Regions from separate parts of the Mus musculus genome. Here region 1 is linked to region 2. A link is a loop called in an ENCODE intact Hi-C map of the cell type or tissue named here. Cell type or tissue: left cerebral cortex. All regions are shown on one strand. Links, peaks and the distances in the headings refer to the core of each region. The heading gives the core; the rest is flanking DNA.

Region 1 (8,329 bases), core at 164-8,163, 59 kb after region 2:
CTCTTCCCTTCCATTTCCCGTGCATCCACACCCTCTCCCACTCGGCCGAGCCATTTCCCAGTGGGAAGTGCCTGAGCGACCCGGACTACATTTCCTAAGAGGCTCTGCTCTAAGAGTCCAGGAAAAGGCCGCGGAGCCTGCTGGGACTTGTAGTTGAATAGTCAGGACGCTGCCCTGCACTTCCGTGACCCACCGCTGGAGGCGCCGTGAGGGGTTGGTGCCTCTGAAGCCACCAACCCCTATGCTGGGGCTTTGCATGGGGCCCAGGCGAGCCTTGAGCTTGGATTTACACTGTAATAAAGAGTCCTGTGGAAAATTCACTGCATTCTGTGTTTTAAAGTCCCTCCACGTACATCTTCCTACACGGAAAAGAATTAAAACAAACAAACAAAAACATTAAACAAAACAAAAAGAACCTCTAGCGATAATGTTATCCTTAAATCCCAGCATTCAAGAGTCAGAGGCAGGTGAATCTGCACAGTGAGTTTCAGGACAGCCAGGGCTATGTAGAAAGCCCCTGTCTCAAAACAACCATCAAGCCGGTGGCGCACGCCTTTAATCCCAGCACTCCGGAGGCAGAGGCAGGTGGATTTCTGTGTTCGAGGCCAGCCTGGTCTACAAAGTGAGTTCCAGGACAGCCTGGGCTATACAGAGAAACCCTGTCTCGAAAAAAACTTTAAAAACCCCCCAAAACTAAAACAAACAAACAAAACCATCAACAAAAAGAAATGATTGGGGGATGCAAGAATGATGATCTGGTAAAGGAAGCAGTGGTCTGAGTTGAATCCCCATGGTAGAGAGACCGCCTGCAGTAATGTCACCTCTACATGTGCTCCATCGCATACCTGCACTACCCACAATGAACATGTGTCATTTAATCATTTAATTAAAAAAATAAAGTTAAAAAATAAATTCTTGGGGCTGGTGAAAGCACCTACCTTCAAGCTGGTCACCCGCGGTCCATCCCTGGAACCACGTTGTGAGCAATCAGAAACGACTCCTTCAGGCTGTGTTTGCACAGCCCTATATATGCATTCAAAAATAAATGTTGTTTTTTAAAAGCCTGGCATAACAGAGGGAGGTGGATCTCTGTGAGTTCGAGGCCATCTAAATAATCATACCTGACTCAAAAAAAAAAAGAAAAAAAGAAAGAAAAAGAAAGGAAAAAAAAATAAGATCAGTGAGTCTCCCAGATAAAGGCACTTGCTACTCAGACTTGGCGGTATGAGTTGGATTGGGGGAATCGACCAAAAGATTAAAGCAATGCAGGGCTGGAGAAGTTGATTCGGTGGTTAAGAGCACCAGTTGCTCTGCCAGAGAACCGGGGTTTGATTCCCAGCACCCACAGAGTGAGTGGTTCACAGCCACTTCTAACTCCAGTCTCAGGGATGCCCCCTTTTGGTCTCTACAGGCACTGCATGCACTTTGGTATACAAACATACACGCAGACAAAACATAAAATAATATTGGCAATAAAGAATGGGAGACAGAGCTGTCTCTATGACGTCATCCTCTCACCTCCACATGTATGCACACATACTCATGATAACAATAAGAAGGTTTTCCAAGTGTGACCCAGCAGAAATGCTCAATCTGAAAAGCATCTACGGTTTTATTATTATACTCTGTGATAGTGTTTCCCAGATGTCAGCCATTCCCTGTGAGGTCCATGCTAGGGCTGTAGTTCAGTGGATGGGTACTTGCCTAGTATATACAAGGCTTGGGTTTAATAGCCATCAACGCCTGCCACAGAAATGCCTAATGGGCAGCCAGACTTGGTGGCACATGTCTGTAATCCAAGCACTGAGCTCCAGGCCTGAGTTCCAGGCCAGCTACATAGTTCAAAGTCAAACTGAGCTCTAGTAAGACCGTCTTAAAAGATCAAAGGCTAGGTATGGAACTGCCTAGAATCTTCCAGAGAAGGATGGAGGTGGGGAGTGTGGCTCAGTGGTAGAACCCTTGCCTAGAATCCCCCAGTGCAAGGCTGGAGTATGGCTCAGTGGTAAACAGCTAGCCTAGCTTGCCAAGGGCCCTGGGTTCCATCCTCAGCACCATAAATAAAACAGAGAAAAATAAAACAGAGCAAATACCTTCTATAAAGAAATGTTACTTCCTACCTTGGAAGCAAGCCAGCATTGTTTATCAGAATAGACTACAGCAAAGACAACCACAGAAATGTTAAGATTATTGCGCCCTCACTTCCCCCTCTCTCTTTTTGTATTTTGATTTTTTGTTTTGTTTTGTTTTTAGAGACAGGGTTTCTCTGTGTAGCTCTGGCTGTCGTGGAACTCACTTTGTAGACCAGGCTGGTGTCGAACTCAGAAATCCGCCTGCCTCTGCCGCCCAAGTGCTGGGATTAAAGGTGTGCGCCACCATGCCCGACTGGGGCTTTTTTTTTTTTAAGATTTATTTATTTATTATATGTAAGTACACTGTAGCAGTCTTCAGACAATCCATAAAAGGGAATGGAAGCCACTATGTGATTGCTGGGATTTGAACTCAGGACCAGTCTGTGCTCTTACCCACTGAGCCATCTCACCAGCCGATCACTTGGTTCTTGATATATATATCATTGTAGGAGATGTTATAGACATTGCTCTATCTACATAGTGTGAAAGTCAGGCATGAAGTGCAGCATCTAACTAATCAAACCGAGAGGGTCTGGGAGACACCTAAGTAAGTCACTTGCAGCCAAGCCTGATGACCCGAGTTCAATCCCTGGAATACACAAGATGGAAGAAGAGAACTAACTTCCAAAAATTGTCCTCTGCACCCAGGAGGCAGAAGTAGGCAGATCTCAGCAGAGTCACATGCCAGTCTGGTTGAGGTAGTGAGATCCAGGCCAACCTGGGTAACATTTTTTTTTCAAATTTTTATTAGATATTTTCTTCATTTACATTTCAAATGCTATCCCGAAAGTCCCCTATACCCTCCCCCCCCTGCTCCCCTACCAACCCACTCCCACTTCTTGGCTCTGGCGTTCCCCTGTACTGAGGCATATAAAGTTTGCAAGACCAAGGGGCCTCTCTTCTGGGTTATGTTATTAAGTTATTAGACAACCCATCCCAACTTCAAAACTGCAATATTTGTATCTCCAGCCGAGTTCTACTTTTAAAATTTAGTTCACTGTTGCTGCTATTGCCACTGCCCCCTCCATGAGGCACTTGCTTAGCAAGGGAAAGGTCATAGGTCACAATCACAGTATGTCACATACCTGCACGGAGAATGGCAAGGTGGCCTAGAGGGTAAAGGTGATTCCTCCAATGGACATGGTAGAAGGACGGAGCCAACTCTGCAAGTTGTCCTTGCACACGCACCTACATGAAAAAATGTTGTTGTTTTTTAAAAAATAACGTTTTCTAAAGATGCTTTCTAAGACATCTTTCCCAAGACATTGTGTTCACATCAAAGAATCAGGTGAGGGGAGAATTCTGGTGAGTAATGGGTCCAGGAACACTAAAGCCACTGGCCTATCTCAGCACCCTGACTCAGGACACACACACACACACACACACACACACACACACAAAGTTTCAGAATTGATGTAGCTCTAGCGCCTCCCAGAGGCCAGCCCAAAAGTCGACCCAAAGTGTAATTCATTGGTTCCTTGTGATTCCTCTATGGCAGGAATTCTTAACTTGTGGTGGGGACCCCTTTGGGGGTGGAATGACTCTTCCACAGGGTCATCTAAGATCACTGGGAAACACAAATGCTTACACTACTATTCATAACAATAGAAAAAATTACAGTTATGAAGTATCAATGAAAATAATTTTATGGTGGTGGTGGAGTCACCACAACATGAGGAAATGTATTAAAGGGTCCCAGCACTAGGAATGAGGAGAACCACAGCTCTAGGGAATTCTGTGTCTCAGATGCATTATGCAGGTGGGGAAACTGAGGCTCAGAGAAAGGTTGTGAAGACATCTATTCACCTTCATAGTCAGGTAGTAAGTGACAAGCATATGGTGGTTTGGTTGTCTGTGGCAGGGGAGAAAGTGACCCTTTTCTAATATTTAAACCGGGGTCAGGTCGGGGAGGCCTTACTAGCTAGTGGTATTTGAGAACAGGATGAGAGGCTTTGGGCCACATGGACATGGGGAGGGAAGGCAACCAGGCTGAAGAGATTAACCAAGGAGGAGTGTGCCTGTGAGAGCCTGCAGCATTCCTCAAAGCAGTTCCAGGAGGGTGGGGTAGGGCTGTTTATGGAGCGAACGAGGTTAGATTGTAGGGATCTGTGAACTAGGTAAAGGAACTCTGATTTTCTGTCTTCTTATAAGTCATCATAAGATTTAAATGGCTTGTTGTGACTCATGCCTGTAATACCATTGGGAGGCTGAGGCAGGAAGATTGCTTCAAAGTTCAGGCAATCCTGGGCTACATAGTGAATTTCAGGCCAGCCAGAGCTAAAGAGTGTGACATATATATATATATATGCAACTCTTATAAAAGAAAACATGTAATTGTGTAATTGGGGTTGACTTACAGTTTCAGAGGCACAGTTCATTATCGTCATGGAAAGAAGCAAAGCATTAAGCAGGCAGACATGGTGCTGGAGAAGGAGCTGAGAGTTCTACACCTTGATCCGAAGGCAGCCAGGAGACCGCGTTCTGCAGACAGCCAGGATCACACTGGCCAGACTTGAGCATACGTACCTCAAAACCTCGCCTCCAAGTGACACACTTCCTCTAACAAGGTACACCTCCTCTAATAAGGCCACTCCTGCCAATAGGGCCACTGCCCCTGGGCCAAGCATATTAAAACCACAACTGTAGGTTTCATTTCCCCTAGGGAGTTGGGCTACAGGAACTCGGCTGTGGTATTATCCATGTCTGAGCCTTAGTTTCCCTGGGCTAATCACATAGATATAAAAAGGGATGGTTTTTAGCGTCTAAACGCAAGGGGAGTTGGTTGTCAACTCCATCACCTTAGGGACTCAGTAGATTCCCTACATACTTGCAGTTCTATAAAGCAACGGCAGGTGTCGCTCTGCGGCCGCGTGCCGTCAGACCCTACGGTCTCGCTTGCAGAAAATCTCGAATTCTGCTACGAATGGGCCGCGTGAGAAGTTTTTCCATTAAAAACAAACAAACAAACAAACAAACAAAAATAAAACTGACTTTTCACTTTGCAAAAAATTCTGCTTTTAGTTAGGGAGACAGGCACTTTAGGCGCTGCTTCCCAGAATGCAAGGCGCTATGCAAATGAAGCTACTTACTTTTTAGTTAGTAGAGTCATTCACGGAACACTTTACTGAGGAAACACATGTTCACAAGAAAAAGTGAAAAAAAATGTTCGAAACCATTGAAATTAATTATCTACTGTATACCACAAATAATGACCATAAGTGAAAAAAGTAGTAGTATCTGGCCTTTATATAACTAACCGAAAATAGCTCCTTTCGCCCGGATGATCCTCAGTGGTCTGGGGTGCAGGCTTCAAACCTGTAGCTGTTTAGCGACAGAGTGGTTCAATTCCACCTTTCGGGCGGGAGTATCTATCCCATTTTGCTCCCTGCAATTCACATTCTTGTACAAAAGCGACCAGCGCGCAGTTAACCTCTCTGAAGCCACCCCTATTCTCATTTATTCTCTCTTCATACTTACACTTTTTTTCCTCCCAGGAATTTCCGACCAAATACATCTCAAAGATGGATTTAAATTAGTCTCCAAAATTCTAGGATCTTGCTGTCTCTCCTTAAACGATTTGCTCATCCAGTCATCTGCTCTTTTATGTATTTAATCACGCATGCATTATTAGTCATTTTTGTTCATTTGTTCACTCCGGCTCAGTCCTGTCTCTGCGTTGGAGCAGTAATGGGGATAGAGTTGTGATCACACCTTTAGCCCTGGTCTTTTGAGGTAACTGAGCCAGTGGAGAGAGCAGGGCACCAGGCAATTGTGTTTTTAATGAACTCGAGCATAGAAGGTCGTCTCACAAGGAGTCCTGAGCAGGGTGGCCTTGAGACACACACTTAATGGAAGACAAGCTGACAGAAGAGCGAGAATGGGGGAACCGAGGCTTGAGCAAATGCCTTCTCTTTTCCAAGAACCCCCTAGACCACCCGACTGGTGAGCATCTCCTCCTGCAGCAAGTTATCCTTTCCAGGCTTGCTATTAAAGAAGAGAAATGTGTTCTGCCTCCTCCATGCCTCTTGGATCCTTTTTCTCCTCTGCTTTCCATTCTCGATCCTTCTTGAAACCCTCAGCGTCCTCCTCAGCCTGGGATGGGCTAGAAGAGACCACCTAACGCTAACCTTCTCTGCTCAAAACCTGCTGCGGCTCTCTAGTGCTTTCAAAGGAGCGTCTGAACTCTGCATCATTGCCTGTAGAATCTCCCTGAGGCTAACTCTCACTCTCCACCTGCCCTCCACTACCCTCACCACGAACTTCTGGCTCCCCTGGTGTACCAAGCCCTCTCCCCATAGCAGATCTTTGCGCTTGGTATCTACGATCCACATGACACTGAACTCCACCAGTGATCCCCTTGCCTCCACCTCTCAAATGCTAGGATTTACAAGTGTGCCCAGCTTTTACACCTTGCCCTTAGCTGTTGCTGAAGTCATTGCACACCCAAGGTGAATAAATTCTTTTCCGATCATGAAGTCTTCCAGACCCTTCACCAAATTTGTACCTTACACTTTTCCGCCCCTTATTTTTTCAAGTAGGTGGCCCAGCCTGGGAACATGGGAAAACCTAGCAAGTCTCCACTTCCTTTTAGTCCCGTTGTAGGTTCTGATTCATTAGGCGTCCCACTAAGTGCCAGCAAGACCTCCCTAGCAATCCAAACTCCGTTTTTCTGAAAGGAAGCCATGTAGTAGATGTCCAGGGAAAACAGACACTTTGACCTGAAGAATACAGTTTTTTAAAAGCTTTTTATTGGCGACAGTGCAGAACCAAGGGGGGGAGGGGAGCTGCCCAGTGCTAGACTGCCCCAGCACCCCCGGGGTCAGGTGCAAAATACAAAAAAACAAAATGAAAAAAATCACAAATACAGCCTGGGTGAGGGCTATGGAGTCAATGAATTGTGGTCGGCAGTGGCAGGCCCTTCTCCTGATCAGACATTTCCACCCAGAATTCTCAACGATATAGATTGTAAAAAATCTACCACCCAGTCACACTTACTTACAGAAGTAAAATTGCATGTCCCCGACAAATCCAGAATTAACAGACAGACCGGAGATCAGAGTCATTGAGAGTGGAGACATGTTGGAAGTGGTCTGAGCGAGACAGACTTGAGAAAGGATAAAGGGAGAGGCCGGGACTGTCTCCAACAGCCAGAGGAGCCGAGACAACAACAAAAAAGTGACAAAAAGGGACAGCCAGAAAGTCTGACTCAAATCCCCAGAAGCGATTTTGAACTCCACAGCACACTTGAAAACAAGGAAGCTCGCACGCACGCACGCACGCACGCACACGCACACACACGCACACTCATATATAATATATTTATTTATACATAATAGATATAAGTGCTTTTTGGGAACCAGGAAAGGGATAAATAGCTGGGGGTGGGGTTTGGGATTAGGTTTGGAACCTAGGGCCCAGGACAGGGTATGGAATGTTCCATGCAGCACGGGGGACGGGCGGTAGGGCCCATCTCCCCAATATTAAAAAATAGAAATCTGACTCGTGGGATTCTCACGAGGTGAAAGCTGGAGGGAAGGGACAGAACTCGTCTTTGGGACTGAAGGAATTGGATGGAGTGGGATAGTGGGAACTCAGCCCCCTCTTAAGTATGCTAGTCCAAAAATATTTGGGGATTCAAATATCGAGGATAGGGGAGCCAAAGCCTCAGCCCTGAAAACTTCTCTGAAAATTGCCTCGACCTCTGTGAGAGGATGCGGGGCTCCCAGGGTGGGGAGAAGTTGGCGTCCTAGGCTGGGGAAGGCGAAGGACTTAAAGAGAAAAAGTCTGGGGCCTGAGCAAGAAGGCCACCGGGATGCGTCGTGGTCATCCTTTCGAGTCTAACTCCCTGTCAAGGGGAGGGAGGAAGCAAGTGGAAGAAGGGGAGGCCCAGGGAAAGTTTTGGAGGGCTGGGGGTCAATCCCATCCGGCGCACCCAGCAATCCGACCACTCATTCACAGTATAAAGCGCTCCAGCAAGATGGGCGTCGCAGCGCCCCCTGCTGCCCAAAACCAGTAAGGCCCAACGAGGACGGCCAAGGGCGCCTGGGGTGGGGGTGAGGGTGAGAGGGACATAGCATAATACTGCACAGGGGTGGGAGCGGGCCTGAGTTGGGAGGGGGCTCTGTAGCAGACGAGGAAAAAAATCCAACCTGAGCCAGTTTTCCCAGGAGGGAAAGACTGAGCAGTCAGATAGGGGTTCA
Region 2 (8,287 bases), core at 288-8,287:
CAAAACAAAGCACTTCAGCAGCAGAGGCACACAACAGGGGAAATATAAGCTCATATTGGGAAAATAGCTGTGAATAGAGACAAGTGAGAAAGTCAAACTCACAAGGTGGCTGTGAGGGGCGGGGCCACCTGTGAAAGCACCCAGTGCCCCAGTCTGCCTGCAAATGCTCCATGCTGAAGCACACCTTCTTATACACTGAGGGTTTGAGTTTCCAGAAAGAGAGGCTAGGTCTCCTGCAGCAAGGGAAGGGCTGGACCCAGGCCACCAGATTGTCTGGGACCTTTCCAGCTCCTAATGGCCTGGGGGATGGGAGTCATGCTGCAGGGAAGCTGGGCACTAGGCTGCCTGTCAAGACACCCTGGGAAGACCACAGCCTCGGCTCTCAGTGGAGTTGGCAGGCTCCTTGTTACTGTTGTCTTTAATATTGTTTTGTAGTGGACAAGGAACCTAAAACCCCATGTATACACCTGCTCCAGCACTGGCTGTCCCCTCAGCCTCTACATGGAGGTGTTGTCCCCTGAGCTTGTGGCCACTGGCTAGTCCTTCTGTGGGTTTACAGCCTAAGTTATATTTTGCTAAAAAGGAATGTATCTGTCGTGCCTCTTGGTATTTGGTTTAGAGAAGTTGAGTGATACTGCGGCATGCATGGGACCACAATAGAAAATGCATTCCCTTTAATCCCAGCACTTGGAAGGCAGAGGCTGGCAGATTTCTGAGTTCAAGGCCAGCCTGGTCTACAGAGTGAGTTCCAGGACAGCCAGGGCTACACAGAGAAGCCCTGTCTCGAAAAACCAAAAAAAAAAAAAAAAAAAGAAAATGTGTTCCCTATAGACAATGGGGGCACCACACTGAGTGGGAGCCTAAAGAGAGTCTAACAAGCAGAGACCTGTAAACACTGCAAGTCACAGTATTACCAGATGTGAACTTAAAATAGCCAGGGTTAAAGCTGAGCCTGGGGCTCAGTTGGTAGAGTGCTTGCCTCCATGCAGAAGCCCCGGGGTCCAGGCCCAGTGTGTATAAAGGGTGTGGCTACACACCACCTTACCCAGCACTCTGGAGGTGAGGCAGGAAGATTAGAAGCTCTTGGTCATCCTTGGCTATCGTTTGAAGTCAGCCTGAGCTACATGAGATTCTTCAAAAAAAACCAAAACAAACCAAACCAAAACAACAAAAAATAAAACAAAAAACAAAAATACCTAAGTGTATATGTTAAAAAGATAAAAAAGAATAATAAACACAAGTAAAACTCAGGATTGCCAAGAAACTGGAAAAATGGAACCATTAGAACATCTAGAAATGACAGCCCCAACCAGTCACCCCTCAGTTAGAGAACTAGGCTTAGCCAGACATGGTGGCACTTGCCTGTAATCCCAAAGCCTGGGGAGCCAGGCAGGAGATCTCAAGTTCCAGGCAAGCCTGGGCTCTACAGTGAGATCCTATCTCAAAAACCAAAGAAATAGCTGCTGCAGTGGCTCACACCTGTAGTCCCAGCACCTAGGAGGTGGAGGCAGGAGGCTTAGTTGGTTCAGGCCAACTGGACTCCTGAAAACCATCTCAACAAACAAATATGAAGGAAAAAAAGAGAAGAAAGACTAGTGCTGTTGTAGCCCAATAGTTGTGTGCTTACTTAGCATGCACAAGGCCCTGGATCCACCCCCAGCAACACATACTCGCAAATAGAAAGTACCATGGAGTGCAGTGTGCACATCTTTTTGTTTTTTGGGGTTTTGTTTTTGGTTTTGTTTTGTTTTTTTGAGCCAGGGTTTCTCTGTGTAGCCCTAGCTGTCCTGGAACTCACTCTGTAGACCAGGCTGGCCTTGAACTCAGAAATCTGCCTGCCTCTGCCTCCCAAGTGCTGGGATTAAAGGCATGCGGCACTACGCCTGGCAGTGTGCACATCTTTAATCTGAGCACATAGGCAGAGATAGGTGATCTCTGTCAACTGAAAGCCAGTCTGATTCAGGCTAGACAGAGCTCCATGGTGAGACCCTGTCTCCAGGAAGGAAGTTATGGAGGGAGGGACAGGCAAATACTGGATTAAGTACAGCTGCATAATGGTTGGCCAAGCAGCAGGTAGGTGACCTGTAGGCACAATGTGGCTTTGTGGGTACTTGCCTGAGATGCCCAGGGGTGCCACCTACATGGCCTGGCCCAGCTGACCTGGGGAAGCACTGGCATTTTTATTTTTAATGCTCTCCAGAGAAAGTCACTGCCCTGAGATCTATTTATAGTCTTGAGAGTGTCACATTAGCTCCTGTGTGTGGCAGCCAGGCTGTTGACCTCCAAAACTTAAGATGCTCTCCTGCTAAGCAAACACTTTCCTGTGTGTGTGTGTGTGCATGCGCGTGTGCGTGCCTGCGTGCCCTTCATTATTACCAGTTATGTATCTTGCTAACATGATATATTTAAGTATTTTAAAAAAAACAATTAGAAGGGGTGGCATTAATTATTTTTTATTCTTTCTTTCAGTCTTTCTCTCTTTCTTCTGTTGTTGTTTTTAGAGGCAAGGTTTCTCTGTGTAGCCCTGGCTGTCTGGAACTCTAGACCAGGCTGGCCTCGAACTCACAGAGAAACACCTGTCTCTGCCTTCTGAATGCTGAGATTGAAGGCGTGGGCCACTATGCTTGGTCTTCATTTTAGAATTTTTTTTATCCATGCTACCCACCCTCCCAGTGGTTTTGTGTACACAAAACAATGTCTTCCTTCAGTTGTGGTGTCTCACATCTATAATTCCAACCCTCAGAAGGCTAAGATAGGAGGATTGCTGATAATTCAAGGCCAACCTGGGCCAAAGAGTGAAATCCTGCCTCAAAAAACCATAGCGGTGCTCACTGTGACCCCCCCCCCCCCCCGCTGTAGGTCTGGGCTGACGTTTGGATGCTCCACCCCACTCTTGCTGCTTGACTGAGTGCTGTGCTCCTATACCCCAGCTCCTCAGAGGCTGGTGCTGGGCGCTTGTGAGTTTAGGGACAAGCTTGGCCACTGGGCCTGTCTGAAAAGAAACAGTTTTTAATCAACCGGGGCTAGGCTTGGTGGCACACACCTGGCATTTGAGAAGTGGAGGCAGGAGGATCAAGACTTCTAGGTTATCCTCAGCTACTTAACAAGTCTGAGGTCAGCCTGGGCTATGTGAGATTGTCTCAGAACAACAGAGGGGGCATATAGTTAAGTGCCTAGCCTGCTTCTGTCTCCATAGCTACAAAAACAATCAACCTCTTCAGGTCCTCCCACTGTGTTTGAAGGCTGGTTGATTTATAGTGCTGTATCACACTCTCCTTACTCAGGCTGCCTGCAGTACTCTGGATGGACAGGAGAGGGCGCCTGGGTCAGTTCTTCAGCTCTGTGCTGCATCTGGGCTTGCTCTAGCTGCATGGCAGGCACAGAAAGCTGACTGAATAGCTCCCTGACAGTGGGTGTTTCCAAAAGTCTTTGTACTCTTCTCAAGTTTATTGAAAACCAGCCAGTAAATCTTAACCAAACCTGCAGACAGACCTCCTGCCAGCTAGACAGTAAAGCACCTCTCAGTGGTTTGGTGACTCTATCTTCCTCTTGCTGACTTTTTCTTTTTTTAATTCAGCCAGTTCTCGTGACCTCAATAAGGCGGCTAGAGCTGTGAGCACCAAGCTTCTTATTTCTTTTCTTTAACTGAACACATGCCAAGTGCCTGAGGAGTGGAGAAGATAGCGTTGGAGCTCCTGGAACTGCAGTTGTAGACATCTATCAGCTGCTATGTGATTGCTGGGAACTGAACTCAGGTCTTTGAGAAGAGTGGTCAGTGCTCTTAACCACTAACCATCTCTAAAGCCTCACACCATGCATTTGATCCTTCAGGAGGCACCTGTGGGTGCAGCTTAGTGATAAAGTGTGCACTGAGGCCCTAGGGCTTAGTGATAAAGTGTGCACTGAGGCCCTAGGTTCTATGCTGGGGAGTGGGGGTGAGAGCAGCTGGCCAGGCGTGGAGAAGCAAGCCTGTAAATGCAGCCCTTGAACTGCGCGGGGTGGGGGGGGTGGGGGGGGTGGGGGGGCTTTGTTGGCCCAGGGAGTGGCACTATTTGGAGGTGTGGCCTTGTTGGAGTGGGTGTGTCACTGTGGGTGTGGGCTTTTAGACCCTTGTCCTAGCTTCCTGGAAGTCAGTATTCTCCTAGCAGCCTTCAGATGAAGATGTAGAACACTCAGCTCCTCCTGCACCATGTCTGCCTGGATGTTGCAGTGCTCCCACCTTGATGACAATGGACTGAACCTCTGAACCTATAATTCAGCCCCAATTAAATGTTGTCGTTATAAGAGTTGCCTTGGTCATGGTGTCTGCTGACAACAGTAAAACCCTAAGAGAGTCTTAATGTGTAGCTCAGGCTAGTCTGAAACAGTCTTAATTCTCAGCCTCAATTCCAGGCACTTCAGTGAACCTCTACTGTGGCCATTATAAGTCCCACAGATGAAGAAACTGAGGCCTTAGGGCAGGAGGTGGTAAATGGCTTCAAGCCAGACAGCCTGACTCCTTGGTGGCCTTAACCACAGTGCCCTAGGGCTCAACTCCAGCTCCATTCCTCAGGCAGCCCTGCTATCTCCCATCAGATTGCTACAGTCCTTGCTCACTCCTGGGATGATGAGCAGGCAAGCCTTTGAGCCATGCCTGGAGCACCCCACACTTGCACCCCTTCCCCTACCTGCTGCTCTCCACATTTGCAAAATGGGAAGCAGATGCACTATGCCAGTCACACGGCAACTAAGCAGCAGGTGCAGGACTGGAACCCAGGACCACCCAGCCCTCAGCCTCCAGAGCTCACAGGTGTCCCTCTCCTGAGCCCAGCTGGTCTGTCCAGATCTGGGTGGGGAGCCTAGGCAGAGGTCGTTCTCTGGCGGAGTCGTTAGGAGCCTGCTTTAGTCACCACTCCTTGTATTTAGTGTCTGCGGGTGCCAGGAGCTGCTGTAGAAGGAAGGACTGTGAGTCAGCGGGACAGATGGTGTGCATGTGTGCGTGTGTGCACACCTGTGATCCCAGCCTTCGGAGTCAGAAGCAGGAGGAGTTCATGGGCAGCCTTGGCTATACAGGGTGTCTGTCTATATGTCTGTCTGTCTGTGTGCTTGTGTGCCTGGTGTCTGTAGAGGCAAGAAGACTTGGGGTCTCCTGGAACTGGACTTACAAACTGTGGGAGCCACCCTGTGGGTATTGGGAATAAAACCCGGCTCGCCTGGAAAAGCAGCCAGTGTTCTTAACTGCTAGGCCATCTCTCCGTCTCCCTAAATTTTGAATTTTATTTTTATTTTATGTGTGTATGTGTGTACCTGCACACATATATATGCACCATGAAGGCCAGAATCAGCTGGATCTACCTGTTGTGGGTCCTCTACAAGAAGAGTTGAACTGTCTCTCCAGGCTGTTCTTTTATTTTCTTGAGGCAAGCTCTCATTACATACTAGCCTCATATTTGTTATCCCCCTGCCTCAGCCTCCTAAGTGTTAGTAGGAAAGGTCTGTGGCACTGTGGTTAGGCCGCCTCAGAGTGAGTGTTGAGCTCACTGGGAGACAACCAGAGACAAAGCAGAGACTGCTCGGAGCCATGTGATAATTTACTGACCAGTAGCAACAGCGGTAATTTAATTATGCTATTTCTTGACAAATGATGCTAGATATCTTATTAGGAGTTTATGGTGAGCCTGGCTTTGTGAATGGGGAGTGTTCCATAGAGAATCAAGTCTCTGAAGCAGCACAGGCTGAGAAATAAGTCCTTCTTGTACCCAAACCACTTCACTGGGGTTTCATTAATACTATTCATTCTTTTGTATTTTTTTAAATTTGTTTTTGTACACTTACCTGGCAGGGGAGATACCATGATCATGAAGGTGGTTTTCCCAGAACGAGACTCATCCATTGCACTCCAAATGTGCTGACCCTGCAGTTTCTCCAAATGCAGGAAATTCAGAGTAATTTGTGGTGGTGGGGGATTGTGTTTGAGCTCTCCTGTGGAGGGTAGGGGAGAAAAGAAAAGATGTATTTTTATTACTTTATGTGTGTTATGTTTGGCCTGAGTGGATGTCTGTGCACATGCTTGCAATGGATCCTATGAGACTAGAGTTACAGAAGGTTGTGAGCTGTCGTGTGGGTGCTGGGAATCAAAGCTGGGTCTTCTGAAAGAGCAGCAAGTGCTCTTAGCCTCTGAGCCATCCCTCCAGCTCTTGTATGTAAATTCTGTAAAGTTTTTTGTTTGTTTGCTTGCTTGCTTGTTTTGTTTTTGTTTGTTTGTATTTCAAGACATAGTTTCTCTATGTAATAGCCCTGGCTATTCTGGAACTTTCTCTGTAGACCAGGCTGGCCTTGAACTCACAGAGATCCACCTGCTTCTGCCTCCTTAATGCTGGCATTAAAAGCCTATACCACCACGTCTGGATGAAATTATATTCTATGTTTTGTTTGTGTATGTGTGTGTGCCCACATGCCACTACTGAGCATATGGAAGTCAGAGGACAACTTAGAGGAATTGAGTTGAGGTGTCAGTCACTTTTAGTGACTTTTACTGTATCATCTTGCCCTTGCTAATTCTGGATGTGTATTCTTATTGAGATACAACATGCATGTAATACTAATGGCAGGCCTAAAGTGTACAGGAAACTGGTCATAAAGGCACAGTCCTGCAGTAGAAGCTCTTAGGAGGCTTTCTGCCCTAGGTTCAGTCCCAGCCTGGATTACACAGTGAGACCTTGTCTCAAAAACACAGTAAATAAGTCAAGGAAGGTGGCACGTGCCTGTGGTCTCAGGCAGAAGCAGGAAGGCGCTCAGCCTTAGCTGTGTAGCATATTTGAGGCCAGTGCATGCTACATGAGACCCTGTAACAAAACAAGGAAGCAAGAAAGCAAAGCGCATGATGGTCTACATAGTGAGTTCCAGATCAGCCAAGGCTAGTCAGTGAGACCATGTCTTAAAACAAAATAAAACAAAACAAAACCAGTTTAATAAACAATAAAAACTAAAATGAAGGCCGGGCGGTGGTGGCGCACGCCTCTAATCCCAGCACTTGGGAGGCAGAGGCAGGTGGATTTCTGAGTTCGAGGCCAGCCTGGTCTACACAGTGAGTTCCAGGACAGCCAGGGCTACACAGAGAAACCCTGTCTCGAAAACAAAAAAAAAACAAAAAAAACTAAAATGAAGACAGGAATGGTGGTGCATGCCTGTGATGCTCACAGCTTGAGAGGCTGAGACAAGACTATTCCTACAAACTCAAGGCTAGCCTGGCTCTACATGGTGGATTCCCAGGTCAGCCAGGCATAGTGAGACCATCTCAAAGACTCAGCTGGGCAATGATGGCACATACCTTTAATCCCAGCACTTGGGAGGCAGAGGCAGGCCAGCCTGATCTACAGAGTGAGTTCCAGGACAGCCAGGGCTACACAGAGAAACACCGTCTTTAAAAAGGAAAAAAAGAAAAAGAAAAGACTGTTGAAAGTACTTTCGTGCGCCCCCTCCATCTTCTCCCACTTAATGGTCTCCCACGATGCTAAGCTGGTGAAGTCGGGCACCTGCCCTCCCCTGCTCCTGAGGCTCTCAAGTGCTGAGGAGAAGCAGGGCCAGGCAGGGAGACCTCTGCTCTCCACTGGGCTTCATCAGTTTGCACTGAGAACCTAGGATCGGAGCCTCCCGGCTCACAAAAGCTGCAACCCTCCCTCTGCATTCTGGGAAGGAAAAGAAAGGGAGTTGGTCTCTTGCCAGAGAAGTGGGCGACTGCCGTGGAGAAAGACAGCTGGCCACTCTGTGTGGTGACCTACAGAGTGCCAGTGTGGCTGCTGGGCCTTTATAGCTTGTGTGCTCTTAACAGTCGGGGAGCAGGTGCTTGTGACCTGTTAGGGGCATGGCCTCCCATCTGAGGACCTCTGCTCTTGTCAGGTTTCTGCTCATTGCTGCTCTCTGGAATTTTCTTGTGCTTTGATGGATGTCTCTGGAGCTAGGCCTGATCCTTATGGTGCAGAACTACCCCAGCTACTCAGGAGGCAGAGGCAGGAGGATCATGAGTTCAAGGTCAGCCTGTGCTACATCTGGAAAAAAGTAAAAAGCAATAGGACGTAATGTTTGTCATCCCAGCACATGAGGAAGTAGAAAAACAGTCCGAGGCTGAAGGTCATCCTTGTCCACGTAGGGAGCTGAAGGCCAGTGTGAGCTCCATCCATCCATCCATGTATCTAAAACAAAAGATGGGCTATAGCTTAGTGGTAGCAGGTGTGTCCAGCATGCATGAAGCCCTGGGTGCTGACCTTATTACTGAGGGAACAAAGCCCCCAGGTCACCCTGGGAGGAG

What was found. Hi-C counts contacts between places; a loop is a spot of excess contacts. Peaks named below come from ENCODE experiments on the same cell type or tissue, not always from the same donor. Only the 100,000 strongest peaks of a DNase experiment are listed, where the experiment ranks them.
Region 1: it touches region 2 in a loop (5-fold over the local background); 27 of 42 quality-filtered maps call a loop at or near these places.

Annotation. Positions count from the first base shown.
Region 1 is chr7:19,295,841-19,304,169 of GRCm38, forward strand. It overlaps Rtn2 (reticulon 2 (Z-band associated protein)), which reads left to right. Exons shown (of 10, transcript NM_013648.6): 10 at 1-324. It overlaps Fosb (FBJ osteosarcoma oncogene B), which reads right to left. Exons shown (of 4, transcript NM_008036.2): 4 at 6,856-8,329. Gm26802 (a long non-coding RNA gene) reads right to left here and starts at 4,953. Exons shown (of 3, transcript XR_881870.1): 1 at 4,487-4,953; 2 at 3,215-3,317; 3 at 2,420-2,847. In left cerebral cortex, for the core only: CTCF peaks have their summits at 196, 3,595, 4,974, 8,129 (motif pointing left) and 1 weaker place; DNase peaks (open chromatin) are centred at 3,561, 5,079, 5,458, 5,946 and 2 more places; H3K4me3 peaks cover 1,712 bases; H3K27ac peaks cover 831 bases.
Region 2 is chr7:19,236,324-19,244,610 of GRCm38, forward strand. The region is part of intron 1 of Opa3 (optic atrophy 3); the gene reads left to right. It overlaps Gm25134 (a small nuclear RNA gene), which reads left to right and starts at 5,807; the gene lies at 5,807-5,966. In left cerebral cortex, for the core only: a CTCF peak has its summit at 3,306 (motif pointing right); DNase peaks (open chromatin) are centred at 3,312, 4,926 and 7,707; H3K27ac peaks cover 821 bases.